Linked DNA regions of Homo sapiens: region 1 is linked to region 2. A link is an interaction called in ENCODE POLR2A ChIA-PET data of the cell type or tissue named here. Cell type or tissue: OCI-LY7. All regions are shown on one strand. Links, peaks and the distances in the headings refer to the core of each region. The heading gives the core; the rest is flanking DNA.

What was found. ChIA-PET counts read pairs that join two places held together with the same protein. Peaks named below come from ENCODE experiments on the same cell type or tissue, not always from the same donor. Only the 100,000 strongest peaks of a DNase experiment are listed, where the experiment ranks them.
Region 1: POLR2A ChIA-PET joins it to region 2 with 5 read pairs; 2 of 35 experiments call an interaction of 5 or more read pairs at or near these places.

Annotation. Positions count from the first base shown.
Region 1 is chr2:75,419,033-75,434,856 of GRCh38, forward strand. No RefSeq gene overlaps it. Among named protein-coding and RNA genes, the nearest start is that of EVA1A-AS, 97 kb to the right of the region's middle. RefSeq lists enhancers at 13,705-13,784, 13,795-14,064, 14,265-14,344, 14,375-14,534 and a silencer at 14,135-14,224. In OCI-LY7, for the core only: no CTCF peak of the experiment used is centred there; a DNase peak (open chromatin) is centred at 9,799.
Region 2 is chr2:75,326,834-75,342,657 of GRCh38, forward strand. It overlaps LOC105374810 (a long non-coding RNA gene), which reads left to right and starts at 6,633. Exons shown (of 4, transcript XR_007087112.1): 1 at 6,633-15,824. In OCI-LY7, for the core only: no CTCF peak of the experiment used is centred there; no DNase peak of the experiment used is centred there.

The DNA.
Region 1 (15,824 bases), core at 6,730-11,729, 95 kb after region 2:
TAATCTTAGTGGTTACACATTAGAAGCATGTTTATCAAAATCAGAAACATGAAAATTACACACATCATTGCTATTACAAAGTTATGGTAATGATTTTCTAGAAGTTATGGCTGATTCAATAAGACATGAAACAAAAACAGAAGTCTAAGTGCTTTTCCATTGTAGCACTCACTATATTTGTAATTAAATAATGATTATATGGTCACTTGTCATCTCCCTTGTAAAAACATAAGCTCCATAAGAACAGGAACTAGGTCTGTATTATTTATTAAGGAATCTCAATGCCCAGAAAAATACCTTTTACAAGAAAGTATGAAATAGATACTTATTAGATGAATGAAGTAGAACTTCAGGGTATGGCTTAGTAAGAAGGTTAGCAAATCCTCTCCCCAAAAGCAAGTGAGAAGCTAAACAAAAATGACAAAAACAACTATGTCTATGCTCTTGGAATCTGCCAAAGGCATAGCCAATTGGAGAAGCATTTATGCTTGAAAACCTGTGGAACTGTGAAGATTAGTAGGAGCTTAGGACATTTTTTACTGGGACAACTCCAAAGCTCCTGCCAGCCTGGTTGACATGGATGTTTTGTGAGAGTGGAACAGGCTGTGACAACTAGTAGTTTTGCTACCATGGTCATGCTGGGCACACTTGATCTGGAGAGGTGGGCCATGCCCATGCAGCAATGTCAGTAAAAGTGACAGTCTTGGCAGAGGGTCAGTGGAATTGACCAATGATTTTTCTAATCTGAGGTTTTTGTTGGGACAAGCATAATATCAGCTAAGGCTACACATATCCACGACAGAGACCAAGATGGCCTAAGCCCCTCTACATACTACTGGCCAACACCGAGGTTGCACACACAGAGAAAATGTGCAGAAGAGCCTGGTGGGAAGAAAAATCTGGAGGAAAATTGAAAACAGCTTGAAGTTTGTACTCTTCCTACATAGAAATCCATCAACAGAGAACAGAAACCTTATTGGCTCAAGTGTTTTGAGTATAGTGTCTGCCCAATCATTGGCCGACCACCAGGCTACACAGAAAGAAGAATGATCCCTCATAAGTCCAACATAAAAACAACAATAACTTAAAAAAAAACAAAAAGGAACAGAGACATAAGCAGCCATTGGGAAGACCAGTTTCACAGGTTTGGCCCAGGAAAGCTACTCAACAAATAAAACAACAAAAACAAATATCAGAAAAGAAAACCATGACCCAGAGTTGCTGTATTATCAAAATGTCTAAATTTTCTTTCTTCCTTGCTTTTTCTTTTTCTTTTCTTTTCTTTTTTTTTTTTTTTTGAGACAGAGTTTTGCTCTTGTTGCCCAGGCTGGAATGAGATTCTCCTGCCTCAGCCTCCTGAGTAGCTGGGATTACAGGCATGTGCCACCACACCTGGCTAATTTTGTATTTTTAGTAGAGACAGGGTTCCTCCATGTTGGTCAGGCTGGTCTTGAACTCCCGACCTCAGGTGATCCACCAGCTTCAGCCTCCCAAAGTACTGGGATTACGGGCATGAGCCACGGCGCCCGGTTCTAATTTTCAATAAACAACGTTATGAGATATACAAAGAAATAGGACTCATATTCAACGGAGGGGAAAAAAAGCAGTTAGTAGAAACTGAATCTGATGTCTCATTTGTATCCTCTGCCTTCCCCAGCTTTTCTTGATCTGACCTCTGCAAACCAGCCTTCCTTGGTAGGTAGAGTTAGACAGTGTAGGAGACAGAGGCACAGAGGAAAGAAGCAGGTTTCTATTCTCCTCTGCTTTGGGCCGTGTCTCTGGCCACATCTCCTATGAGGTTCCAGTCTCACTGGAAAGCCCTAGCTGCTAATACCAGCTTTTCCTTTTGTCCTTCTGGCCCTAGAGATGGAAGGGCTGCCTGATGTTGTTATCTCTGGGTTTCCCCACCAACTCATTTGCTCTTTATCTCTTCTAATTTCTTTGTAGCAATTTCCCTACAAATTCCTTCTCAACTGTCAAGCAATCACCCATTGATAGACATTTGTGTCATTTCCAGCCTTTTCCTATCTAAAAAAATGCTTTAAAGAATAGCCATGTGCATGCATGTTTTTATGCTTTTGCCAAGTGTCTATTTGGGATAGATTCTTAGAATTGAGATTGTTGATTCAAAGAGTAAATGCATATGTCTAAGCAGCTTAAAGAGGCATTGTTGTTTCAAGCCAAAAATATCTTCTTTAAATATAGTTTTATTAAAAAGAAAGTAATTAAGAGAGAGCTTTGAAATAGCAAGACAAGTGAATCTCTTTGGGAAAAAACGTATAATAAAAAAACTTCTGACTGTCCAGAAGAAGTAGGCTCCCATGCAGGTGGAGTGAAGAGAGGAGAGAGAAACTTGCTCTTGATTCATCTTTAGTTAGGAGTGAGAAAGGTGCCTGGGAAGAGATGGAGAGACCATTTGTGAAAGAAGCAGCCCTGTGAGGCATTACATATGCTTGGCACTGTATAATTAGGGTGATAGCATCTTCTGATGCATACTGTATAATCTGTTGCCTTGGCTAATCAGAGTCACTGAACCCCATTTAAGATGGAAAGTGGAATACTGAGTTGAATTCCTATGTCAGAAGTTGAGTAAAGATAAGTCACACCCTCTAATCCATTTAAAAATACTTAGCAGGTGATTCCAAAGACTGAGCTACTGAAGTCCCCATGTTATCCCAGGGGGACGTGCAAAAACAGGCAAGAATTAAGGAAGCAGCTCTACAAGCCAGCAGAATTGACCTGATTCTCCAGAAATGTTTCTGCATAGGGCATGGCCACAACCCTGGGGACTGTAGTTTTCCCTGTATCCCAATTGGGGTTAAAAAGAGAAAGAACAAAAACTGGGAGCAGGGGAAGGGGATTTTGGTTTCCAAGGGGTAAGGCACAGAAGCAACACTAAATCCTTCTCCTGTCCATCTCCCTTTTACTCCACCCTAAGGATGAGTCCTAAATAAAAGTTTGATCCAAAGGCCTTTGGGATAGTGAGAGAAGCTTGCAAGGAGGAAAGGGTCTCTGTATGGACATTATCCGCTTTATTCAGTTCTTCTGCTCCACACTGTTATTTGCTTAACACTGTAGGATTCTAGTTATTTTCTTTCAGCACTCAAAGATGTCACTCCATTATCTTCTCTTTGCTTGGCAGCTCACCAATGCCTTCAAACAGATGGTTTTTGTGTTTTATCTGGCTTTTCTTGTTTTCTTGGCAGGAGCATTGGTCTATAGCAAGCTACCCCATCAGAATTGCAAGTCAAAGCCTCCACTCTTAATTACTGAAAATGTACATGCATTAATATCTAGTATTATAGATCCCTGTTCCAGTTTTGTTTGAAAAAATTTATAAACTATTATTGCCTATTTGTCCACATGAACTTTAGCATCTCAATATTGTACACCTTCCCATTACTAATTCTACGAAATGTATACATTTATTTGTAGACAACTTTTATGATATTGAGAATTCTGTATCCAGAAGCATGGTATCTATTTTTATTAAATTGTGTATTTTTGTTACTTTTGGAGCTTTATTTCAGTTGGTTCTGAATATTTCAAATTAAGTTTAATCCTGCATATTCCAATTGTTTTTGTCAGTGGGCTCTTTTTACAATTATATGTTCTGCATTGTTGAATATATACAAAATCTTTAATGTTGTATATGCCATTTTTAACTCATCATCTTAGTAAATTTTTATTAGTTTATTTCCTTTGGTTTTCTAGGCAAAGAACACAAGGAAATCATAACTTTGTTATGTCATTTCCAATAATTACCAACCTAATTCATTTCCATGGCTTGTTTTTTTCTAAAACTTTCAGAACAGTGTTAAACCATAGTTGTCACAGTGGTCATACTTCTTCTCTACTTCTCTTTAATGGGAATCCCCTAGGATTTTATGATAGTGTGTGCATGTTTCTCATGTTAAACAAAATTATCTTCCTATTTCTAAAAAAATTCTGTCCAGAACTAATATTAAATTACAGCTGCCTCTTGAACAATGCTGGGGTTAGCAATGCTGTCCCCACATGCAGTCTCAAATTCACACATAACTTTTGACTCCCCTAAAACTTAACTACTGATAGCCTACTGTTGACTGTAAGCCTTATGAATAACATAGTCAATTAGCACATATTTTGTCTGTTATATGTACTATATATTGTATTATCGCAATAAAGTAAGCTAGAGAAAATAAAATGTTATTAAGAAAATCTTAAGGAAGAGAACATATATTTACTGTTCATTAGGGGGAAATGGATCATCATAAAGATCTTCATTCTCATCATCTTTACATTGAGTAGGCTGAGGAGGAGAAAGAAGAGGTGTTGGTCTTGCTCAAGGGTAGCAGGGGTGGAAGAAAATCTAGGTATAAGTGGACTTGCACAGTTCAAACATGTAAATTGGGTAAATTGTATATGGATGGGTTCAAGGGTAAATTGCATATGAATGTCTATTTAACATCTATTTGAATATGATTTTTCCACAATGAGATGTCACCTTACACCTGTTAGAATGGCTATTTTATACACACACACACACACACACACACACACACACACACACACACATATATATATATACACCAAAAAAAGATAACAAGTGTTGGTGAGGATGTGGAGGAAAGGGAATCTTTGGACACTGTTGGTGGAAATGGAAATTGTTGTAGTCACTAAAGAAAACACTATGGAGGTTTCTCAAAATATTAAAAATAGAACCACCATATAATCCTGCAATCTCACTTCTGGGTATACATCCAAAGGAAATGAAGTCAGGATTTTAAAAAGATATCTGCATTCCCATGTTTATTCCCACATTATTCACAATAGCCAAGATATGGAAGCAGTCTAAATGTCCATCAACAGATGAATGGATAAAGAAAATGTGGTGTATAAATATATATACCCTATGGAGCTATGGTCTGAACGTTTGTGTGCCCCAAAATTCATATGTTGAAATCCTAACCCCCAAGGAGATGGTATTAGAAGGTGGCAACTTTGGGAGGTCATCAGATCATGAGGGCAGACTCCTCATAAGCAGGATTAGTGCCCCTATAAAAGAGATCCCAGAGAAATTCATTGCCCTTCTGCTGCTGAGGTTACAGTGAAAAGATGACACTTACCAGGCATCAGATTTTCTGGCACCTTGACCTTGGACTTTCCTGACTCCAGAACTGAATGAAATAAATTCCCATTGTTTATAAGCCACAGAGTATTTTATTATAACAGTTCAAACAGACTGAGAAAGTGGAATATAATTCGGCCTTAAAAAAGAAGGAAATCATGTTATTTATGACAGCACAGATGAACCTGGAGGACATTAGGCTAAGTGAAATTAGCCAGACACAGAAGAAAAAATACTACATGATATCACTTATATAATGAACCTAAAATGGTCAAACTCATAGAAGCAGAGAGTAGAATGGTGGTCCCCAGGGGCTGTGGGGAGGGGAAAATTAGGAGGTATTAGTCCAAGGGTACAAGGTATCCCTCGTATAAGGTGAATAAGTCCTAGACATCTACTTGAAAAAGCATAATGTCTACGATTAACAATACTGTATTGCATATGTTTGCTAAGAAAGTAAATTTTATGTTGTGTTCTTATCACAAAAGATAATAAATAATTTTGCGCAATTTTGTATACAATACTGTGTTGCAAAATTTTGCTAAAATGGTAAATTTTATATTACATGTTCTTAGCACAATAATAAATAAAGAGGGCTGGAAGAAAGAAACTTTTGGAGGTGATGGATGTTTTTGGATGAAAAGGATGCATTTCCAGTAAAATGTTTCTCAAATTTGACCATGTATCAGAACCTCCTGGAAGTTTAGTTAAAACACAAACTACTGTTGATGTAGGATTTTTCTTAGTCACTTTCTCAGGTGGAGACCTCCAGCTGGCAACGCCCCTGTCTGGGATTTACTCAGGCACCAGATCACTGCAGGAGATGCACCATCCACTCAGCCTGCTTGGCAGAGTCCAACCTGCACTCTGGTGCAGATTCTCCTGTTGCTGCAACTGCACACTCAGCCCCTGGTGAGAGGGGGTGTGTGAGCAAGAGAGTGCAGGGTCTAGCTGGCCTCTCCCAGTGCTGGCACAGAAATGGGCTCTGTGTGGTACTTGTGGCTGGACCAGGCACGTCACAAGCCACTCCCATAGTGGACTCCAGTGTCCAGAGAAGGGGAACACAGTGGCATCCAGGCAGGGGTGCCCTCGACCCTGAAGCCCCAGAGGGGGTGCTACAGCATGATAATTAACTCTTTCAGTCACATCATCTGCAGCACGATGAACAATGGCATGTTAACAGTTCTGTCAGCCCCTTACCCTGCTCCGGCTCATGGCTCCAGGGTTGGCTCAGCCCCACCACTGCTTCCTGTCATGTGAGGAGGTTGCCCTCCACTGGTGAGGGCAGAGGGCTACAGTTGTTACAGCCTTCTGTGTACCCACATTCACTGGGTCCCAAATTCTTGTCCTGCATCCAAGAAGAATGAGGTCACACTGGCAATTGAAGAGTGAGGAGGGTGGAGAAGAATTTTATTGAGCAATGAAACAGCTCCCAGCAGAGGGTGAACATGAGGGTGGTCCCTCACCCAAAATTGGGTGGTTTCTCTCTCAGTGTGTCTGGGTCCGAGGCATTTATGGGCTCAGAATGGGGAGTGTGTGCTGATTGGTTTGCGAGTATGTGAAAAAGGTTAAAATAAAGGCACCACTCAAAGGTGGGCATGACAGTGTAAAAAACCAATTAGGGAAGGTAGTTATATTTAAATAGGTGAAGGGTAGGGAGAAATCAGAGGAAAGTGCACCAAATGGGAAGACAGGTTCTCAATTCAGTCTGTGAATTTGACTTGTAGCTTGGCGTCAGGCTTGGCTTCAGGCATTTGGCTGCCTCCTGCCACTATCACTGTGCTCCACTCCCAGAGTTTCTGACTCAGTGATCTGGGGTTACAACCTGAGAAGTTGCATTTCTTTTTTTTAAATTTAATTTAATTTAATTTTAAGTTCTGGGATACACGTGCAGGACAGGCAGGTTCATTATATAGGTAGGCGTCTGCCATGGTGGTTTGCTGCACCTATCAACCCATCACCTGGGTATTAAGCCCCGCATGCATTAGGTCTTCATCCTGATGCTTTCCCTTCCTTCACCTCCCTCACCCCAAAGGCCCCAGTGTGTGTTGTTCCCTCCCTGTGTCCATGTGTTCTCATTGTTCAGCTCCCACTTATAAGAGAGAACATGCAGTGTTTGGTTTTCTATTCCTGCATTAGTTTGCTGAAGATAATGGCTTCCAGCTCCATCTATGTTTCTGCAAAGGACATGATCTCATTCCTTTTTATGGATGCATAGTATTCCATGGAGTATATGTACCACATTTTCTTTATCCAGTCTATCTTTGTTGGGCATTTGGGTTGATTCCCTGTCTGCTATTGTGAATAGTGCTGCAATGAACATACGTATGCATGTATCTTTATAATAGAATGATTTATATTCCTTTGGGTATATACCCAGTAATGGGATTGCTGGGTCAAATGTTATTTCTGGTTCTAGGTATTTGAGGAATCATCATACTGTCTTCAACAATGGTTGAACTAATTTACATTCCCACCAACAGTGTGAAAGCATTCCTATAAGCAGTTGCATTTCTAACAAGTTTATGGAGGTATTGATGCTGCTGGTGTGGGAGCAGTACTTTCAGAACCACCGTCTAGATTCTAAATATAAATCCTAAGTTTAACTTCAGAATAAATTGAAAACCAAAAACCTAAATGTAAGAGCTAAACCTATAAAACTCTCAGAAGAAAACAGGGGTAAATATTTGTGACATGCAAACTGCCAAATAAAACATTAGCAGGTTGAATTAAAAAAAAAAAAAGGCGCTCCAAGGATTGATCAACATTTTTTTAAAATAATTCATGACATTCACTGATCAGATAAGAAAAGAAAACCATACAAACGTATAATCATCCCATTAGATGCCACAAAAAGGTGTTTGAAGTTTTCAAGAGAAAATGATAGGTTAGAATTTGGAGATAGCAAGTGGAAACTGTTTTGCTAACCAATTTGGCTTTTCAAGGAAAGATAATCTAAGAGTTGAAGGAGGACACAGGATCAAGGGACAAAGCGTGTGTGTGTGTGTGTGTGTGTGTGTGTGTGTGTGTGTGTGTTTGTGTGTATTAGATGAGACATACTCAAACACATTCATAGGCTAATTTGGAAGTGGCCAGTAGAAAGAGGAAATCGGAATATACTAGAGAAGCTATTGATGGAGTAAGAGTCCAGAGGAAATGAAAGGGTCTCAAGAATGGAGTTTGAACAACAGATAGGCTCACTCAACAGGGAAGGGAGTAAGAATGCGTGATGTGAGAAAATTCAAACTTGTTCACATTCATTTTTCCTATTTAAAAAAATGAAGCAGGAGGTGAAATCAGGTAAAAAAAAGTTTGGAGGTTGAATTTGGCTGTTAGCAATTCAGTGGTGGCCTTCACGATGATTTGCCATGGACTGATGGTGGCCCAGAATCCAGTAAGCAAAGGAGTGACTGGGGAGAGGTTGGGGAAATTGTTGGGGGCCCGGGGGGCGGGGAGCAGGCGAGAATGTGGCGACAAGTGCAAATTTTTCTTCCAAAGATGAAGACTGAAAGGGGGATAGGGAATTAGAGTGACAGCTATATTTCAAAAGAAAACTCCTCAAATTTTAAGACAATTTCTGAGTATTCAAGAAAGCCATACACTGGGAGAGAAGATATCATTAACTGACACATGATGAAATTTGTTGTTTTGTTAGTTAACAAAGCATCAGGCATTGCATTGTAAAGGCACAATAAACTACAAATTACCTGTCTCTCATTCAAAGGAAATAAAAATTGGCACCACGACTCCAGCAAGTATGGAAATGTAAAAGCTTAGGGTTTCTGAGCTTTCCATTCAAATCAAGGTTTTCTTAAAGACTGAATGCAGCTCCTCATTCTCCATAATAACCACCTCCACTTGGCCCTGTTCTACAATCCATAAAATGGGCTTCTCTGAATAGACAAAAAAAAAAAAAGAACAAAACAGACTTTTGAAAGTTACATCTAGAAGTCTGATTTAGCAAGCAATCCAGCTAGTGGGCCCAAATGCAGCATTTTTCAACTTTCCACTAAAAAGCCTGTGAAGACATAAGGGGAAAAAAAGACAACAATTTCATCAACTGGGAGTGAAAATCAATCTATCACAAAGATCTTACGGGGATATAATTGGATGACACAGCCCACACGGGCTTTGTTATCAGAAATAGCACAAACCTGTTGGGCAACATTTTTTTTGAAAAAGAGAGGAAAATGTGGTTTCCCTCTCCCAGTGCCTATTTCCTGATTGGAAAGTTCAAGGAGAGTATCAGAAAATCCAAGCTGCATTATCTCTTTAGAGCTGGGGCTGATTTTTGAGCATCTATAAGGCTTTGTTTCTCTTCATCCCACACGTCTACCTTTCCCTAAACAATATAGTTCTAAAAGAATTCATTAGGTTTCATCAGTTTCTGAAAACAACAGGTTAAACATGTGACAAGAACTAATTATGGTGAAGAAATCCTGGAAGTAGCTACATAGAAGCAATTGAAAATTCTAAAGTCTCTGATAAAAGCCCATGCTAACACTGTTGAAAAACCAGCATGGAGTTACAAGATTGCCCCCTAGTCCCTCAGAGACATATTAGGTGGATTAATAATGCTAGGAGCCGGCATCTTAAAATACTTTCTAGTTGTCACTTTTAGAGAGGGTTCTGCCTTGCATGCAAATCAAGCAGATGAGCAGTGGCAGCAGAATGTCAGGATTCTGAAATCTCACTGCCCTGCTAGTGCAGTGCCAGAGGAAGAGGTGCCGTGAAAGACCTCAGGCTTAAGAGGAAAGCTCTGCTGTGCTTAAGCATGTGCTGTGTAGGCCATACTTAAGGGCTGCATAAAGAGGAATTATGAGAAGATGATGCATCTCCCTGTGGAAGAGGAGGCTGGCTGGGGTAGAGTATGGGCGTCTCGAATGGAAAGTTCCATATCTGAAAGGGAAAATATCTCCCTGCAGCAAAAGAGGCAGTTTTGGTAAAATGCTGGGAACTACCCACAAAGCTTGGTTTGTGTCCTGCCTGTGTATCTGTTGTCACTACCATTCCCAGAAGCCATGGCCAACTGTGGCAGGTGCCTTGGCAATATTAATTGGTCATACTGGTGGCATTGTAGATCTTGGAAAACAAAGTGGTTCAGCAGACGTGGCAGTGAGCCCAGCCAGGAATCAGACTGAGTGGTGCCCAGCAGCCTGGGAGCAGCACGTCTCCATAGGCATGTGGTGGGAACTGCTCACTGCCTTGGTTGAGTCGGTGCAAATGCAACTGCTGTCAGCTAGAGCAGTTCTTTCTGTTCCACTGGGAGACAGCTGCTCTGTTTCCTGGGACCACCAGTGCTGCAAGCAAAGCTGAACCTGGCTGACTACAGTCTCAACTCTTTTCTTAAGTTAGCTTTAGATTTTAACTACAAATGCATGACATGCTAAATACTAAAACTGGGATCCACAGAAAGGCACAAAGAAGCTGCATCTTTAGGAGGTCCCACCATTTGTCACCTTTCCATTTGCCATGCCCATACCTGCCTTTGCACCTCCCATCACATTGGCTTCCCAGTGTTATTCTACAATGCTAAAAGGACATCAAGCCAAGAACTCCCCACCTGATCCACAGAGAACTGCCTTCTTTTCCAGTTTGAATTCTTCCAAATTAGGGTATCTTAATGGGACTCTTATAATAGGGTGTACTCTCTCAGGTGGGAAACTTGTGGAATGATCTGTGGCATCTTTCATCAACTTCAGCTTGTCTGCACTGTAAGTGGTAAAAATATCTTTGGTAGTTATAATATTAAAGTAGGCTTCCCCCTTTCTTTTCTAGAAGTTTTATGGAAAGAGATAGAATTTTAGGCAAAAAGCATGACTCAAAAACATGGAGATGTGAAAAACATGGTGTCCTGGGGAATGATGAGTAATTTCATGTGGAGACTATAGGGTATACAGAGAATGGAGCAAAGGGGAAAGAAACCAGCATTCAGGGATTTGTTGAAGTCAGGTAGTAAATAAACTTAAACACTGTGAGTGCTAGTTTCCTGTTGCTGTTGTAGCAAATTACCATACACTTAGTGGCTTAAACAGCACAGATGTATTAGCTTACAATTCTGAAGGTCAGAAATCCAAAATAGATCTTACAGGCTAAAACCAAGGTATCAGAAGAGCTGCACTGCTTCTGGACATTCAATGGGAGATCTGTTCTCTTGCCTTTTCCAGTTTCTAGAGGCCATTTGCATCCCTTGAATTGCAGCCTCTACCTTTGTCTACAAAGTGCATAATTTCAGCTTCTGCTTCTGTCCACATCTCGTCTCTGACCCTGTCCCTTCTGCTCTTGTTTTGTAAGAACCCTTGTGATTACATCAAGCCTATCCAGATAATCCAGGATAATTCCCCCTCTCAAGATCCTTAACTTAATCAACCTCAACAAAGTCCCTTTTGCTACATAAGGTAACGTATTTGCAGGTTCTAGGAATCAGGATGTCAATAAAAAGAGGCAAATTCTGTAAGATATTTGAAGAGATTTATTCTGTGCCAAATACGAGTGACCACAGCCTGTCACACAGCCCTCAGGAAGTCCTGAGAACACGTGCCCAAGGGGGTTGTGTCAGGCCTCTGAGCCCAAGCTAAGCCATCATATCCCCTGTGACCTGCACGTATACATCCAAATGGCCTGAAGTAACTGAAGAATCACAAAAGAAGTGAAAATGGCCTGTTCCTGCCTTAACTGATGACATTACCTTGTGAAATTCCTTCTCCTGGCTCATCCTGGCTCAAAAGCTCCCCCACTGAGCATCTTATGTCCCCTGCCCCTGCCAGCCAGAGAACAACCCCCTTTGACTGTAATTTTCCCACTACCTACCCAAATCCTATAAAACGGCCCCACCCCTATCTCCCTTCTCTGACTCTCTTTTTGGACTCAGCCCGCCTGCACCCAGCTGGAATAAACAGCCTTGTTGCTCACACAAAGCCTGTGGTGGTCTCTTCACATGGACGCTGTGTAAGTTGGGGTGCAGCTTGGTTTTATACATGTTAGGGAGACATGAGACTTCAATCAAATACATTTAAGAAATACATGAGTCCAGTTCAGAAAGGCAGGACAATTTGAAGTGGGGGGCTGGGGGGAGCTTCCAGATTATAGGTGATTTTTAAATTTTCTGGTTGCCAAATGGTTGAGTTTATATAAAGACCTGGGATCAATAGAAAGAAAATAGATAATGTCTGGGTTAAGATAAAGGATTGTGGAGACTAAAGTTCTTAGTGTGCAGAGAAAGTCTTCAGGTAGCAGGCTTCAGAGAGAATAGATTGTAAATACTTCTTATCAGACTTAAGGTCTGTGTTGATGTTAATGCCAGAGAGGCGTAATGAGGCATGTCTGAGCCCCACTTCCTGCAATGGCCTGAACCAATCTTTCAGGTTAAATTTTAAGAGTGTCCTGGCTGAGGAGGAAGTCCATTCAGATGGTTGGGGTGGGGGTGGGGGGGTTAGAATTTTATTTTTGTTTTACAAGGACTTAGGTGTTTTTGGGGAACATAATTCAGCCTACCATATCATGCAAGAGAATTTAAACTGTACTGTGTCAGCCAGGGGTTAAAATCTTAATGCCTACCAGGGCTAGGCAGGTAAAGAAGCATCTTAGTCCATTTTGTCCTGCTATAAAAGAATACTTGAGGCTGGGCAATTTATAAAGAAAAAAGATTTATTTGGCTCACAATTCTGGAGTGCTGAAAAGTTCAGGATTGGGCATTTGCATCTGGCAAAAGCCTCGGGCTGCTTTCACTCATGGCAGAAGGCAAAGGGGAGCCAATGTGTACAGAGATCACCTGGTAAGAGAGGAAGTGAGAGAAGGAAACTCTAGGTTCTTTTTTAATAACCAGCTCTCATGGGAACTAATAGTATGAGAACTCATTCATCTCAACCCCTCCCCAGAGAAAGGATTAATCTATTCATGAGGGATCCACCCCCAGTGACACAAATACCTCCCAGTAGTTTCCACCTCCAACACTGGGATCAAACTTCAATGTAAGATTTGGTGGGACAAACCAACCATATACAAACTCTAACAGAAGTAAATAAAGCAGTCTGGTTATTAGCCAACAGGAAAAAGTGAAGAAAGTGAAAACTCAGAGAGTACTATCTAAAGTGAGTTCTGAGTGTTATCAAAATAAATGCAAACCAGTGTTGCCTGATTACCTGATTCTTTTGGAGAAGCTAAGATCCAGATATTTATGTAAATTTTACCAGTTTTATAAACAATTTTCCAGTCTCTACTGGAATCCTACAAGGATTTTCATGTTAGGAGTTCCTGGTACTAAAATACCTCTGAAGACAGCATTGAAGGAAAGAGGCTAGGAATTAGAATGAATCAGAAAAAACTGTAACAGTGGATAAGAATGCAAACCATAGAGGAGAATAAAATATTTTAAAACCATATGCCCAACAAAGGACTAATGTCAAGAATATATATATATTTTAAATTCTCCAAATTCAATAACAAAAAAGCTAACAATCCAAGTAGAAAATGGGCAGGAGGCATGAAAAGGCATTTCGTCAAAAAACAAATACAGAAGATAAATAAGCACATGAAAAGATGTTCTATGTTTTTAGCCATTAGGAAAATGCAAATTAAAGCCATAGTGAGATACTACTACACATCTATCAGAAGCTCTAAGATAGAAAGAATGACTGCAGTCAAGATGGCCAACTAGAAGCAGCAGTGATCAGACGCTCCCACTGAAAAGAACCAAAACAGCATGCAAATCCAGCACCGGCAACCAAGGTATGCAGGTTCTGTCATCAGGACTGACCCTAGGCAGCTGGCGTGACCCACAGAAAGAAAGGAAGAGCAGAATGGTGCAGTGGCCCACCTGAGAGCCACACAGGACAGGGGAGCTTCCACCCCCCAGCCAAGGAAGGTGGTGAGTAAGAGTGCTATCCAGCCTGGGAAACTGTGCTTTTCCCATGGAACTGTGTAATCCACAGATTAGAAAATCTCACTAGTGAGCTCACACCACTGGGGCCTAGAAAACCACAAAGCTGAGCAGATTCTCAACAGCCACTCAGCTAGAAACTGCTTAAACAGGCTGAGTTCCTGGTGGGGAGGGGCAGCCGCCTACTGTCTAAGCCTTCCAAGAGACTTGGAGGAAGGGCAGCAGCCAACAATGGGACTGCTAGCTGTCTAATACACTAAGCTCTTGGGGTAGAGGAAGGGTGGCAGCCATCTCTATAGCTCCAGGCTGCACTTTTCCCTGGCTGGAGCCAGGGAGGCTGGAAGGCTTGGTCTTAAGAGGTTATTCCTCACAGGGCAACACACAGGCTGTGGCAGACTGCAGCCAGAGTGCATCTTCAGGCCTGACCCTGACCCATCCCTCCTCACTGGGGTGCCTCCCTGGAGGAACTCCAACAACTCCATTCAGGGGCTCAGGGACAGAACTCTGATGTCCCTGGGCCTGAGCTCCTAGGAGGAGGAGTGGCTATATTCTCTGCAGACCAGCAGACTTAGTCTTTCCTCCTGCTAGTTCTGAGTAATCCGGGCAACTCAGACGAGTGAGTTTCCCCCCAGCATGGCACACCCCCTCCACCAAGGGACAGCCAAAGTGCTTTGTTAAATGGGTCCTGCTCCCCGTGCCACCCAACTGGGTGAGACCCCAATAGATGCAGAAAAGGCCTTCGATAAAATTCAATGCCCCTTCATGCTAAAAACAGTTAAAAAAACTGGGTATTGAGGGAACATATCTAAAAATAATAAGAGCTATTTATGACAAACCCATAGCCAATATTATATTGAATGGGCAAAAGCTGGAAGCGTTCCCTTTGAAAACTGGCACAAGAGAAGGATGCCCTCTCTCACCACTCCTATTCAACATAGTGTTGGAAGTTCTGGCCAGGGCAATCAGGCAAGAGAAAGAAATAAAGTATATTTAAATAGGAAGAGAGAAAGTCAAACTGTTTCTGTTTGCAGATGACATGATTGTATATTTAGAAAACCCCATTGTCTCAGCCCCAAAACACCTTAAGCTGAGAAGCAAATTCAGCAGTCTCAGGATAAAAAATCAATGTGCAAAAATCACAAGCATTCTTATACATCAATAATAGACAAACAGAGAGCCAAATGATGAGTGAACTCCCATTCACAATGCTACAAAGAAAATAAAATGCCTAGGAATCCAACTTATAAGGGATGCGAAGGACCTCTTCAAGGAGAACTACAAACCACTTCTCAAGGAAATAAGAGAGGACACAAACAAATGAAAAAACATCTCATGCTCATGGATAGGAAGAATCAATATTGTGAAAACGGCCATACTGCCCAAAGTAATTTATAGATTCAATGCTATTCCCATCAAGCTACTATTGACTTTCTTCAGAGAACTAGAAAAAAACTACTTTAAATTTCATATGGAACCAAAAGAGAGCGCATACAGCCAAGACAATCCCAAGCAAAAAGAACAAAGCTGGAAGCGTCACACTACCTGACTTCCAACTATACTACAAGGCTACATTAACCAAAACAACCTGGTTCTGGTACCAAAACAGATGTATATATAGACCAACGGAACAGAACAGAGGCCACAGAAATAACATCACACATCTACAACCATCTGATTTTCGACAAACCTGACAAAAACAAGTAATGAGGAAAGGAATCCCTATTTAATAAATGGTGCTGGGAAAACTGGCTAGCCATATGCAGAAAACTGAAACTGAACCCTTTCCTTACACCTTATACAAACAATAACTCAAGATGGATTAATGACTTAAACATA
Region 2 (15,824 bases), core at 4,193-9,192:
AACTGACCCAAGGGAATAAGGGAAGGGAGCTATTAAGGGAAGTAACTAAAGACTGCAATTCTACCTAGAGACTAATTTAACCATAAGATAGGGAAGTTGCGGAGACAAGTAGTGACTTCTGTGAGTATGCTGTTCGGAGAGTATGGCTATGGCAGACAGGGCTTTGGAATAAAGTGGACCTGAGTTCAAATCCTGCCTTCCCTGTGTGGCCTTGAGCAAGTTACATTACCCTCTTGGGAGCCAGTTGCCCAATCCACAAAGGAGGGATTATCACACCCATCTTGCGGGTTGTTGCGAGAATTACATGTGTATCTTAATTTTAAAAGCCTGGGACAATGCTTAACACATAATAAATACATGATGACACTATTGTCTCACCCACAACAACAGAAATGAGTATGTGTGTTTATTTGCTCTTAAACCCATGCTTGAGCAAAAGACGAGAAGGTTTGAGGAAATGCCACACTATATTCCAAAGTAATAACATAAAGAATCCACGCGCATGAAACCACACACAAATAAATGCAGGAAGTTTAATATTCTATGCAGTCCAAGGTCGATAAAAATGTGTCAAAAGCACGACAAGTGTGAGGTGATAAGAAAGGAAATTGCTTTCAGTGTGAACACCCCCGTTTTCTTTTGCTTTTCCTCACCCTGGCTTCCCACCACTGTCACTGCTGATTTCCCTGATGGCTGTGTCCACCCCAGTTGCCAGATCTTCACGTCGCTGCAGCAGCCTCCAGGTAGACAGATCTGACTCACAGGAGCCCAGCAGGGGCCTCTGGGTTCCCACAGCGTTCAAGTTGACATGGTGTAAAGAGGTGTAATTTAGTGTTCAACCTCTCATCCCTGGGAGCTTCCGCTTTGTCAATGAAGAGTCAACCAGATGCATTTTATTTTAAAATTCTGTTTCCTATAGCAAGTAATTTTCAAAGATGTGCTCTTTCTGAGCCTTCAAATCATCCTCTTAACCTGAATTTTTTTTTCTTAGAGCCCATGTTTGCTTATTTTATATTATTTTTTAGTTAACTAATGCTTTAGGGAACAACTCTCTTGAGATTTATCATCTAGAGAATTGTAGGGGATATCTTTCTCCTGTTTCTAGCCACGGGGTGCTGCAGCTTCCCTCTTCCAACCTGGACTGAGAGGCAATTTTGATGAGTACTGCATCTGGCCCAGATACTGGGGCCTGACCTGATGTCCCCCAGAGGAGCTCTGCTGGACTCAGATGGGCTTTCCCCGCTTTCTGCCTCACAAGTTCTCTGATGAAGGAGGAGTATCAGCTATTCATTTTGTGTATGTGGCGCCTGAACCTTCATGGAACATATCCCAGATCGCAGTGTGCCACAGCCAGATCTCTCATCTGGGTTCTTTTTTTTAAAGTTGGGCCTGAATGGAAATAGAGATGCTGCTGTGTGGTAGGTGGGGGGGAGTGACAGGGCCCCGACTGCTCAGAAGAAAGTCCCCTTTGTGTGACAAGTGACGCACTCTTGAGGTGTGGCTGCTGGAGCAGGTGGTGGGGATGAGGTAAGGCAGGGTGTCTGTAGTTCAGTATGTTTCTCAATCTAATGACAAGGCAGTCATTAGAAATTCCCCAGACTGGTATGTTGTGTCTTTGTTCTTGTTGGTTTCAAAGAACGTCGTTATTTCTGCCTTCATTTCGTTATGTACCCAGTAGTCATTCAGGAGCAGGTTGTTCAGTTTCCATGTAGTTGAGCGGTTTTGAGTGAGATTCTTAATCCTGAGTTCTAGTTTGATTGCACTGTGGTCTGAGAGATAGTTTGTTATAATTTCTGTTCTTTTACATTTGCTGAGGAGAGCTTTACTTCCAAGTATGTGGTCAATTTTGGAATAGGTGTGGTGTGGTGCTGAAAAGAATGTATATTCTGTTGATTTGGGGTGGAGAGTTCTGTAGATGTCTATTAGGTCCACTTGGTGCAGAGCTGAGTTCAATTCCTGGGTATCCTTGTTGACTTTCTGTCTCGTTGATCTGTCTAATGTTGACAGTGGGTTGTTAAAGTCTCCCATTATTAAGGTGTGGGAGTCTAAGTCTCTTTGTAGGTCACACAGGACTTGCTTTATGAATCTGGGTGCTCCTGTATTGGGTGCATATATATTTAGGATAGTTAGCTCTTCTTGTTGAATTGATCCCTTTACCATTATGTAATGGCCTTCTTTGTCTCTTTTGATCTTTGTTGGTTTAAAGTCTATTTTATCAGAGACTAGGATTGCAACCCCTGCCTTTTTTTGTTTTCCATTTGCTTGGTAGATCTTCCTCCATCCTTTTATTTTGAGCCTATGTGAATCTCTGGGACGCATTCAAAGCAGTGTCTAGAGGGAAATTTATAGCACTAAATGTCCACAAGAGAAAGCAGGAAAGATCCAAAATTGACACCCTAACATCACAATTAAAAGAACTAGAAAAGCAAGAACAAACACAATCAAAAGCTAGCAGAAGGCAAGAGATAACTAAAATCAGAGCAGAACTGAAGGAAATAGAGACACAAAAAACCCTTCAAAAAATTAATGAATCCAGGAGCTGGTTTTTTGAAAGGATCAACAAAATTGATAGACCGCTAGCAAGACTAATAAAGAAGAAAAGAAAGAAGAATCAAAAAGATGCAATAAAAAATGATAAAGGGGATATCACCACCGCTCCCACAGAAATACAAACTGCCATCAGAGAATACTACAAAGACCTCTACGCAAATAAACTAGAAAATCTAGAAGAAATGGATAAATTCCTCGACACATACGCTCTCCCAAGACTAAACCAGGAAGAGGTTGAATCTCTGAATAGACCAATAACAGGAGCTGGAATTGTGGCAATAATCAATAGCTTACAAACCAAAAAGAGTCCAGAACCAGATGGATTCACAGCCGAATTCTACCAGAGGTACAAGGAGGAACTGGTGCCATTCCTTCTGAAACTATTCCAATCAATAGAAAAAGAGGGAATCCTCCCTAACTCATTTGATGAGGCCAGCATCATCCTGATACCAAAGCCAGGCAGAGACACAACCAAAAAAGAGAATTTTAGACCAATATCCTTGATTAACATTGATGCAAAAATCCTCAATAAAATACTGGCAAACCAAATTCAGCAGCACATCAAAAAGCTTATCCACCATGATCAAGTGGGCTTCATCCCTCCGATGCAAGGCTGGTTCAATATACGCAAATCAATAAATGTAATCCAGCATATAAACAGAACCAAAGACAAAAACCACATGATTATCTCAATAGATGCAGAAAAGGCCTTTGACATAATTCAACAACCCTTCATGCTAAAAACTCTCAATAAATTAGGTATTGATGGGAAGTATCTCAAAATAATAAGAGCTATCTATGACAAACCCACAGCCAATATCATATTGAATGGGCAAAAACTGGAAGCATTCCCTTTGAAAACTGGCACAAGACAGGGATGCCCTCTCTCACCACTCCTATTCAACATAGTGTTGGAAGTTCTGGGCAGGGCAATTAGGCAGGAGAAGGAAATAAAGGGTATTCAGTTAGGAAAAGAGGAAGTCAAATTGTCCCTGTTTGCAGACGACATGATTGTATATCTAGAAAACCCCATTGTCTCAGCCCAAAATCTCCTTAAGCTGATAAGCAACTTCAGCAAAGTCTCAGAATACAAAATCAACGTACAAAAATCACAAGGATTCTTATACACCAACAACAGACAAACAGAGAGCCAAATCGTGAGTGAACTCCCATTCACAATTGCTTCAAAGAGAATAAAATACCTAGGAATCCAACTTACAAGGGACGTGAAGGACCTCTTCAAGGAGAACTACAAACCACTGCTCAAGGAAATAAAAGAGGATACAAACAAATGGAAGAACATTCAATGCTCATGGGTAGGAAGAATCAGTATCATGAAAATGGCCATACTGCCCAAGGTAATTTACAGATTCAATGCCATCCCCATCAAACTACCAGTAACTTTCTTCACAGAATTGGAAAAAACGACTTTAAAGTTCATACGGAACCAAAAAAGAGCCCGCATCGCCAAGTCAATCCTAAGCCAAAAGAACAAAGCTGGAGGCATCACACTACCTGACTTCAAACTATACTACAAGGCTACAGTAACCAAAACAGCATGGTACTGGTACCAAAACAGAGATATAGATCAATGGAACAGAACAGAGCCCTCAGAAATAATGCCGCATATCTACAACTATCTGATCTTTGACAAACCTGAGAAAAACAAGCAATGGGGAAAGGATTCCCTATTTAATAAATGGTGCTGGGAAAACTGGCTAGCCATATGTAGAAAGCTGAAACTGGATCCCTTCCTTACACCTTATACAAAAATCAATTCAAGATGGATTAAAGACTTAAACGTTAGATCTAAAACCATAAAAACCCTAGAAGAAAACCTAGGCATTACCATTCAGGACATAGGCATGGGCAAGGACTTCATGTCTAAAACACCAAAAGCAATGGCAACAAAAGCCAAAACTGACAAATGGGATCTCATTAAACTAAAGAGCTTCTGCACAGCAAAAGAAACTACCATCAGAGTGAACAGGCAACCTACAAAATGGGAGAAAATTTTCACAACCTACTCATCTGACAAAGGGCTAATATCCAGAATCTACAATGAACTCAAACAAATTTACAAGAAAAAAACAAACAACCCCATCAAAAAGTGGGCGAAGGACATGAACAGACACTTCTCAAAAGAAGACATTTATGCAGCCAAAAAACACATGAAAAAATGCTCACCATCACTGGCCATCAGAGAAATGCAAATCAAAACCACAATGAGATACCATCTCACACCAGTTAGAATGGCAATCATTCAAAAGTCAGGAAACAACAGGTGCTGGAGAGGATGTGGAGAAATAGGAACACTTTTGCACTGTTGGTGGGACTGTAAATTAGTTCAACTATTGTGGAAGTCAGTGTGGCCATTCCTCAGGGATCTAGAACTAGAAATACCATTTGACCCAGCCATCCCATTACTGGGTATATACCCAAAGGACTATAAATCATGCTGCTATACAGACACATGCACACGTATGTTTATTGTGGCACTATTCACAATAGCAAAGACTTGGAACCAACCCAAATGTCCAACAATGATAGACTGGATTAAGAAAATTGGCACATATACACCATGGAATACTATGCAGCCATAAAAAATGATGAGTTCCTGTCCTTTGTAGGGACATGGATGAAATTGGAAATCATCATTCTCAGTAAACTATCGCAAGGACAAACAACCAAACACCGCATATTCTCACTCATAGGTGGGAATTGAACAATGAGAACACATGGACACAGGAAGGGGAACATCACACTCTGGGGACTGTTGTGGGGTGGGGGCAGGGGGGAGGGATAGCACTGGGAGATATACCTAATGCTAGATGACGAGTTAGTGGGTGCAGCGCACCAGCATGGCACATGTATACATATGTAACTAAACTGCACATTGTGCACATGTACCCTAAAACTTAAAGTATAATAGTAATAAATAAAAAAACAACAAAAAAACCCAACCAAACAAACAAAAAAAGAAATTCTCCAGACTGTGTCGTGCGGGTTTCTTGTATCTCTGAATTCAGTACTTTTGCTAGTTTTTCTTTCTTGTTCTGTATCTTCTTGGGTATTAAAATACAGTGGTGAGATAAGATAAAGAAAGCAATATTAGTCTACTATACCATCGTATAGTGCAAAACTTTACTATAAATTTTTTTCCTTTGGTTGGTCTGGAGTTTCTGTATCACTCACCGTCTGCTAAACATTGAAATAAGGTAATCTGCTACTTAGTTTATTTTGGGAACTCTCTGTTCAGAAAAGAGTTGAACACACATCAAGTTTGTTGTTAAAATAAAGGTACCTGGTGTACTTTTTACAAAAATATATATATATTTCTATAATATCTATCTATCTATATATATAGAAATGACTCATGTCCAGTGATTCATGACCACTAGACCAGCCTCTGGATATCAATATTTGAGAGAGATCTTGTTTCTCAGAAACCAGACATGCACTGGTTTGTGGATGATAAAGATTTTTTTTCCACATGGACATTCTGCTGCCTTCTCCCTGCTAACCTCCCAACCTCTGCCTGAGAATTAGGTAGCACATCATAATAATTACAAACAGCCTCTAGCTTCTCCTGGCCTCTTCTAACATGATCCAGGCTCCAGATATCTGAATATTTCTTAGAGATACCTTTTATTTATACGTTATTTCAATGTGGTTGAAAACAAGCCACCGGGCACGGTGCCTCACGCCTGTAATCCTAGCACTTTGTGAGGCTGAGGGAGGCAGTTTACCTGAGCTCAGGAATTTGAGACCAGCCTAGGCAACATGGCAAAACCCTGCATCTACTAAAATGCATAAAAGAAAAAAAAATATTAGCCGAGTGTGGTGGTATGTGCCTGTAGTCCCAGCTACTTGGGAGGCTGAGGCATGAGAAGCTCTTGAACCTGGGAGAGGGAGGTTGTAGTGAGCTGAATTGTGCCCCTGCGCTCCAGCCTGGAAGACAGAGTAAGACTCTTCTCCAAAAAGATAAAAAAAAAAAAAAAAAAATAGAAAAGAAAACAAAGGCCATTCACTAAACAGAATGTTTTGCTCTAGATAATTACAGAGCACAGGCAGAGTGGGGTGTTTATCAGCCATGAGACCTTTGCAATTGATCTATTATGATGTAACACATTTTGGAAAGATGATTTTTAAAAACATGTGTCCCTGGACTCATGGTAATATGGTTCCAGGCCTATTATCACAAATTTGCTCCTTTCTGGTGTCATGCATGATCAATTGAAAGCTACATAATCCTCAGGTGTGAGGTAGTTTTATTCTGGAAAAGCTCTCTTAGATTGTATTATGTACCAGCTTATTTATCCTCTAAGTAAAAATGAGCCAAGCATCCAAGGATCTATTAAGCACCTTCACATTGGTCCATTCAAATCCACAGGCTTTCAGGCATTAACCCATCCCCATAAGAGGCTTCATGAAATGGCTCATCAAATGCCTGGCAACAGAGGAAGCCATCTGGTGAAGGGTGGATTGTGATTATAACCCATCCAGATTTGCCTTCTCATCAGCAACAACACTGTTGTCTCATTCGCCCCTGTAATTGGTCGTGAAAGCCTAGGGACAAAAGATTGAACATAAACCAATCTGACCACCAGGTTTTTTTTGTGTACCTTTTTTTTTTCTTTTTTAAGTTGGGAGCATCCAATCACACTCATCTCTGAGGTTAGAACAATTTACCTTGTGGAAATCCCCTTCGTCATTGAAGATGAATCTTGCTCAGCTAACTACTTCCCAGCTGCTGGGCAGCAGGAATATTCAGGGCCACCATTAAGCCTACCCCTCAGCAAAATCTCCCCATGGCTGAAGGCCAGGCAGTTCAACAGGAATCCTACGGAGCAACCACTGCAAAGCTCACTGAGTGGACTTCCAGGCATTTTCACACCCACAGGAAAAATTGCAAGAACCCATAAAGCCATGCTGAGGAGTATAGGACGTCAGGCACAGGTCAGTGCTGATTTCATCAGAGCGCTGTTCAGATCGCTTGTGCTGCCATTCCTGTGAAAACACTGTTCCAGTCATGTGGCTGAGCAGTGTGTAGACGAACTAGTCTTCCAAATCTTGGCTGCCCACTAGGTCTCACACTTGGGGCTCTTTCCTCATGTGGTTCCACTATGCAGCCAATGTTAACTACTCCAAGCCTAGTTAGCAGACCAGCAGCAGAAGTGTTATGTGGGAGCTTGTTAGAAATACAGAATCTCAGCCGTACCTAGACTTTCTGAATCAAAATCTGCCTTCTTAAAAGATTCCCAGGGGATATGTATGAACGTTACCATTTGCGAATCATATAAGTAGAGTATGGCCTCCCAGAACATGTGACCTATTGGAATCACTAGGAGAGCCTAGACTTACAACGTTATGGTAGAGCTTAGAAGTCTCTATTTAAAACAAATGTTCTAGGTGCTTTTATTGTGACCTGGCACAAGCCTATGGACAGCACCATGGACCAGAGTCTCCCACATGTCCTTGATAATAAGAACAACCTGGAGGAGGAGGCTTATTTTTTAAAAAACAAAATCCTATGCTGGGCTTAATATCTAGGTGATGGGTTGATCTGTGCAGCAAACCACGGTGGCACACATTTACCTATGTAACAAACCTGCACATCCTGCACATGTACCCCTGAACTTAAAAAGTTGAAGAAAAAAAACCCCCAGGCCACTTCCCAGAAATTCTATTTCAGTTGGATCTTGGGGCGAGATACGAGAATCTGTACTTACTCCCCACACACATATGCACACATACAGTGATTCTTGAAAAATTTGGGAAACACAGGAGTGTTCTATAGCAGTGACTCTTCAATGTTGTTGTGCAACAGCATTGTCTGGGGAGGCTGCTAAATGTACTGACTCCTGGAACCTTTGAAAATAAGGGAAGACTACCCAGATAGGAACAAGCAAAAGCTATTTATTCAGAGCTCATTACAGCAAGGAAGCCAGCCACTATCACTTGCATTTGGCAGAAACACAAAGGCAGGCGGGGAAGTGTAAAAGCTGTATAGTGAGCAAAAGGGAAGGGTTCAGTTGTGTCCTGATTGGAGGGTGTTGGCAGGGGCATGCCGTAGATGGTCTAACTAAAAGCAGAGCATCCCATGCAATTGGTTAGGGGTACATATTTGGCTTTCTCCAGCTGGTCTTAAGTTGGAAGGAAGACACACATTAGGGAAGCTAACCAAATCCTGGCCATTTTGGGCTGATTGCTACAGAGGTTATGGTTTGTTTTCCTGGATTGGTTGCTACAGAGGTTGTGGGTCAGAATTCTATTTTTATGTAGCTCTGGCCATTGTCCATTTGTATATTCAGTCTCTCAACATCTACCCCAGAATTATTAATTAAAAACAATGTAATGAGGCCTGGACACCAATATTTTAATAAGCTCCCCAGGTTCTCAAATTGGCTAGCCACACATCTACAGATATCCTGAGTTTTTGCTAACCATCCTACTGCAGTTTCAAAGGTGTCAGGCAGTTTTTATTCCCACTCTGATTACCACACACCATTTGAAACAAGAACTTCACAATCAGAGGGGGCTTCTTGGCAGCTTCCCACCATTTATACACATACCCTATGGGTGGTCAGTATGATACCTGAATGCCAGAGTTGTCAGCGATCTTACTTTGGGGTGAAGCAGGGCAGAAGAATTGAAATAAAGACATCAAGATGCTTTTCAATAAATGTCATCTGAAGACCAGAATATGAACAAGGAGTTGAATATGAATGAGGAATTCTCTATTAGATAATTACATCAGAATTTCCTAGACAACAATTGTAATCAGATAGGGCTCCAGAGGGGCAGGCATCCCAGAATCATCCATGTGGAAGGACGTGTAGTTTGAAGAAGCCACCTGGTTGACTGTGATATTCTTCTGTACCCCTTTGTTGAGAACCACTGATGTAGAGAATGTAATAAACAATTCAGGGGTTACAAACTCCAACACCCACATGAGCCATGAGGGTAACATAAATTGGTAGCATAGCTGGGAACCTTAAGCTGTCTTCTTTTGACACAGACCTAACTTGTTTGTTCATTAAGCAAATGGATATATTTTTCACTTCCACAAGTAAACATGTTCTCTCATTTATATTGGGGGAGAAAGTTCTCAATCTGCCTTTCATTTTCTGACTTTTGAGATATAATTTTTAAATGATTACTGAGAAAAGCAGCAGCGAAAAAACATCATGCTAAATGGCAAAGGAAACTCAGTATCAAAGGAAGAGCTGTAAATGGTGAGACTGGGCCCAGCTGGAGGCTGGACAGCTGCTACTCAGCTCTGGGGAATTGGAGTTTGTTGCCTTTTCTGATTTTTTTTTTAAAGGCAGAAATAGGAGATTTAATATGTAATTGTCTGATCTTTAAATGTTGGCTTAATTTTTATTTAAGATTGTGAAGGTCAAACAAATAAGTCTGATGGGTTGGACACAGGCCTCAAGCCGCCAAGTTTGTAACCTCGGCACTGTAGCATTGCCTGCAAATGAGGTGTTAGCACAGGACCCCGTTCATGCTAAGGGCACCGCAAAGTTCTCCAACCAAGCACGCACCAAGAGCGGGACCACGTTAACTCTACCCAGCCTCCATCTCCCTCCTCAGGTCATCATTTCCACAGTGGAACTTAACCTTGCTATCTTTAGAAAGTAAAGATACCAAACAGATCTGCCGATAGCTTCGTTTTCAATGATGAGCTCAATCTCTCTTCTTTCTTTTCCTCTTTAATTCACAAAACCTAGTGGTTAGGCAGCCTAAGCAGGGAAAGTGTGGGAGTGGGATGTAACTGGTCCCTTGTCAACAATCACTGGGGTAGCTAAGTTGTTTATTTCTTAAATTTAGTTTAAAACGGATGCAGTCAGCAGTTTCTAATTCCTGTCTGGGCTAAAGAAAAAAAATGTTTGCATTTTTACTTTTTCAAGAGTTTTCAGCCTTATTTGGAATCAACTGACTCACATTTGGGTCAGGATCGAAGGGTTGTTGATTCGGGAGTCAGAAAGGAAAAGTAGATAAATTTTAAAATACTTTAATAAAATCTTTATACAAAAGATGTTGGAATTACTGAAAACTTTTAGTCTCTTCAGAATCAGAGTCAAGCAAAAGTGGGCTGGGAAAGGTAGAGGTAGGTGGCTTGAGATTAATGTTTTTTTGTGGGGTACTTGATTAAAATTTATATTTTAGGTGAATGGGTTGATTCACCTAAGCAATACTTTGGCAGGTAATACCTTTTTAAAAAATACCACCGATGCAGATCTGAATAATGGTGTCGATTAATTCAGTTTTCTCAGTAGTGAAATATAAATTGGAACCTCTCTCCACCAAACTTCATGGAAATTTTTGGGAGCATGCTCCTCACCAGCACCATCTCCCTTTGTTGGCCATTTCTGTAATGCAGTTGTGTAAGTTTCATAGTGCAACCCAAGGCCAAACGCTGCCTCCAAGACCAGTGAAGCCAGAGGTCAGGCAAGCTACAATTCTGAAACTAAGTGATGCATAACAAAAAGCTGATTGCCTGAAAAAGGCAATAAGCTGAATTAGCCATAATTTTAACTGGTTTAATATGCTTTACCCAGGAACTGTCTGCTCTGAAAAATCACATGTAATACATTCCTTAATTGTAAAATAAAACATGGAGTATAACACTTTTATTAGTAGTAATTTAGGTTGTTTTCTTCTTCACTAAGAATTGAATAAATATCTATATGTAAAAAGCGCTTTGGTATGTTTCCACAAAGTTTGAGTGTGGTTTCACGTGATCACTCCAGCCAATAATCATTAAAGGCCTCAGCACTCACTGGCAAACCCATGCCTGTTCATTATTAAGCACTGAAAATGATGAGCCAATGAAGAATATGATAATGCAATCTTTAGAATCATTTATGGTTATGAGCATTGATTCACCAAATAAAGGCTTAAAATGTAATGGCCCTGAAAATGGAAAGACTATGTGTAAGAATTTTTAGAAACTGTAAGAGAAGAATGGTAATAAACTGTAAAGAGGAGACCAAATTCATTAGAATAAAAAAAATTGAGATGGGCTGAAGACACTAAGGAACGATTGGAATGAGAAGAATCGCCAAATGTGGAGCACCTAATCAAAAAGAGAACCAGAAATGAATAATCAACAAGGAGCTGTAATCAACATGGGAGAGCAAAGAAGAAAAGACCGGCTGGGAGAGCAAGCCTTGAGGGAAGCTGGAGAATATTCTATCTTGTGTATTTTGCATTTCAAAATCTCATACAAATATGCTTTTCTTATCCAAAAGAAGAGTTTCCCATCTGCTTCGCTTTTTCAGTGGTCATTACGTCACAAAGACAGACTTTTGAAGAAAGGTGCTGAAACCTGTAATTAGCTCTCCACTCTGTGATGTTTTGACAAGCACTGTCATCGGTTTCCTTAACAGTCGTAACTGAGAAAAAAAGGTTATTTGACTGCACAATGAAATTAGACATATGTATATATAAACTTAAATATAATTTGCTAATATGTTATCAATGGCTACTAAGTTCAGTCAGAGTGGGTTACTTTACATCAGGTAAAGCTAATGTAAACATATCAGTTTGAAGGGGTGCCAAATTATTAGCCCTCCTTTGGCACCTTGTGAAGAGTCTCACTGTTGTCTGCGTTAACTTTTCTCACGATTCTTCCCTCCTTTTATTCACTGCCTTCCACCCAGATTCTACTGGGCTTCAAAGCGTTGGACCCCATTCTCTGTGCCTTCTTCTACTTTTGTGTCATGATTTTGCCTGAGTTCTCTTCTCCTCTAGCAGCCACTTAGACTCATAACCTAAGGAGGCTTGCAACCTTGTCCATAGACTAATTTTTCCACCTTAACTAGAACCATTAATTGTAATAAAATTACATATTTAAATAAATTGCTTTCAGAAATTTGACAATAAAATTCCAAATTTGTGCTTTGATTCTTTCTCTTTGTTATACAGTTAAGACCCATTATTCCCTGTAGCTATGGGGAGTTGCAAATCATCCTTTACTCTCCGAACACTTCTTATTCAAATTAGATCAAAAATTCCAGATTCTGCCCTCCTCTGCTGTAACTTCCAGGTCACTTTTCCATTGACACAGGCAAACACAGAAAGTAGGGATAATGCAAAAGGCAACCTACTTTCCTGTGTCTGTGTATTCAGTAAAAAGGATTAGCTCAAAACAAAATGGCAAATTATTGAGCTTGTATTGGGGGTTCTGCTCACTTGCTGCCTTCCACTACTTCTAGAAACCTACTTCCGGGTGATGTTCTTAGGCCACTTCTGGTTGTGCTGAGGATCCTTCCCAGACCTACTTCCTCACGCAGAATACCGTGTGTCAATCCTCATCCTCCTTCCTCCATTTAAGGGGAAAAAGTGTTCCGGAAACGATATCATCTAATATAGTGATGATTTATAAGATGTTGATGCATTTAGTCTCTCAAAGGTGTTTCAGTTTCAACAGAATTATCTTACTCCAGAAGAGTTTAAGGCCAATTAATGAAATACTTTTTTGGGGAAGACAAGGAGACCTTTTCTGATACTCTCTAATAACCCCATGCAACTGAAAGTGTCCGGTGTTTATACCAGTCCTTTAGTCACAGTGGTTGCATCTAGAGTGGGTATAAAGTCTTACTTATGCATCTTAGGCCACCCTTGAAGGCTTCCTTTACTGACTCTCTCTACCAACAACCATTAGGATCTTTCCTCCAGTATAGAGGTGACCTTGTACCATGTTCATTAATTCACATGGTCACTCCCATTTTCTGAGCCCCTGTCTCATGTCAGGACCATGTAAGGCACTAAGAATGGAATACTAACAAGAATAGTTTCTGTGCCCAGAGAGCTTACCTTATATGTGAATGAGGCAAGTGTGTAAAGAAGTAATTATTGCAATGCACTAAGTATAGTAATGGGGCTTGTGTAAGGGCTTGATTCTGCCTGGAAAGATCAGGGAAGTCTTTCCTGAAGAGCTCTCCATTGCCTGCTTCATCCTTATCTGTTTTGTTTATGTTGTGTTGTCTTCCCAAGGAGGTTATGAACGGTCATTTTGTACTACTCACGTGATAAATGCTTATCTACTTATTAAATAACCATAACTAAACACAACTTTGCCCAACTTTTCATTAACCACCTCTTGAGAATCAAAAGTACAGCCATGGAGAGCATTACCCAAAGGTCTATGACTTCCAATCCAGTCTTTGCATATTTAGTGATTAATTTTGATGACTCCCCATGCTGCCAATACATACTCCACCCACACTATCCACCACACACATACCATGCATGATGCACATACATTATGCTGACATGCTGGAATGTTTAACAATCTGAAAATGGGGAAATTGTATCTCAAGATTAAATAAATAAAGCGAGCCCTCATCAAGTCATCAGCATTTGCCCCACAGGATTCCCCCAGGGGGTGGCTCTCCAGCATTTGTCATAAACAGAATGGAGGTCATTAAAGCTTGGCAAAACCTAACAACGTATCTAATTATAGGTTTGAAATTGCAGAACCAAGCAGTAACTACAGGGCACGCTGAGTTTAGTTACTTCTGAACACAATTTATTGCTTTGCTTGGGTAAATTACTCCCCATATTTAAAAAGAAGTGGAGATTTTTTGCATCATCTCCAGAGGGGCAGTCGGTAGGACAGCATCCTCGGGCAGAAATAAAGAGTTTTGAAGTTTTCTAAATGGACTCTTTAATGCAGTTGAACAAAAGGCGCAACCCTTACCAGCAGGCAAAACTAATCTTGAGGTCATCTGGAAAGAGTATCTGACAATTTACATTTATCTGATAAATCTGTCCCCTCTTCAAGTTCTTATCAGCCATGAGGGAGCTGCCAATACTTCCTTATATTACTGGGGCAAATTGGGTAATTTGGTGACTAGGAAAGAAAATAAAATCATAGCTGTGGTTTCGGTTTGCACTTTGTTTCTGGGGAAAAAAATACATTTTTTATATGTGCGTGTGTGTCGTTCCATGGTTTAAAAAATAGATCGGAAGAAAAAATCTTATAACAATGACTGCGTAGCTGTTATACAATATAAGATGTGAAAATTTAAACACATTTTCAAGATTTATTGATTGGCCTTGTTTTTTTTTTTCTTTTTTTAATAAAGCAAGGAACATATCACTTAAAGCAATCATATTGATATAAATATAAAAATGCATAATTTGTTATTCTTTTCTACCAAAATAAGTTTGGGCGATCTTCTCTATAGTGAGTGCACATAGATTATTGGTAAATTAAGTGTTTCTTAAATATATAAAATAAAAATAATTATTTTCAAAATAATTATTATTATCTTGTAAGACAAATAATTTTATTAGTCTTCTTTTCCAAAATGTTATTGGACATTCTTGCCCTTTTATTCATTCAGAAAAGTCTAAATATATATGTCAAATTCCTAAAATCTCCCTTTAGAATTTTGATTAAAAAGTCTAATAGATATAATTTGGTGAACATTGTCAATTTTTTAAAATGAAATCTTTTTCATTCAGTTATATGTTGGACTTTTAATTCAAAGTCTTTTTGTTTCTTTGTTTTTGTTTTAAATTTTACTCACAAAGGTTCTATACAATTCTAACTATGCTTATTTCTAAGTATTATAATTTTTATATTTGAATTGTTCTCTTAGCAATCAGTCTACTTGCATTGTACTGCCACATTGCTAAGGAGAAATGTTAACCATGATAAATAAATTATTCTATATGAAAACCATGTGAGAAGCAGTTTGAACATAATTAGGGTCTGCAGTTTGGAAAGATGCCCCTGAGTTCTGACTTGGAGTATTTTTTGACATCACCATTGTGTTGTTTGTTTTCCTGTGTGTGTGTGCATCTTGCTCCTCTCTCCCTGTCATTGTACTCTCCACAGGATTTTTCTCCTGACATTCACGCATGCACCCCCACCCATCTTGGCTTATGTAGAAAATTACTGCCCATGTCTTTGAGATGCATTCTTGGAACACCCAGAACAAATGCTCTTTATACCCAAAAGTCTTAGTTTAAAATCAGACAATTCAAACAGAGCCTTTAGATTTGTGGAAATCCAATTATCCACTTTTATGAGATATCATCACAAACAGATGAAAATATATTCATATGCTTTAATATATATTCATAGGTAAGATTTGTTTGTAATTTTCTTTTTTGCTATCTATGGTTTTGTTCTAGATAATGCTGGTTTCATAAAATAGATTGTACACCTTATGTCATTTTCTGAACTCTGAAACAATTTGAATAGTGTGATAGATGTTAAGCCCTTGAAAGTGTGAATTTACTTCTCATGA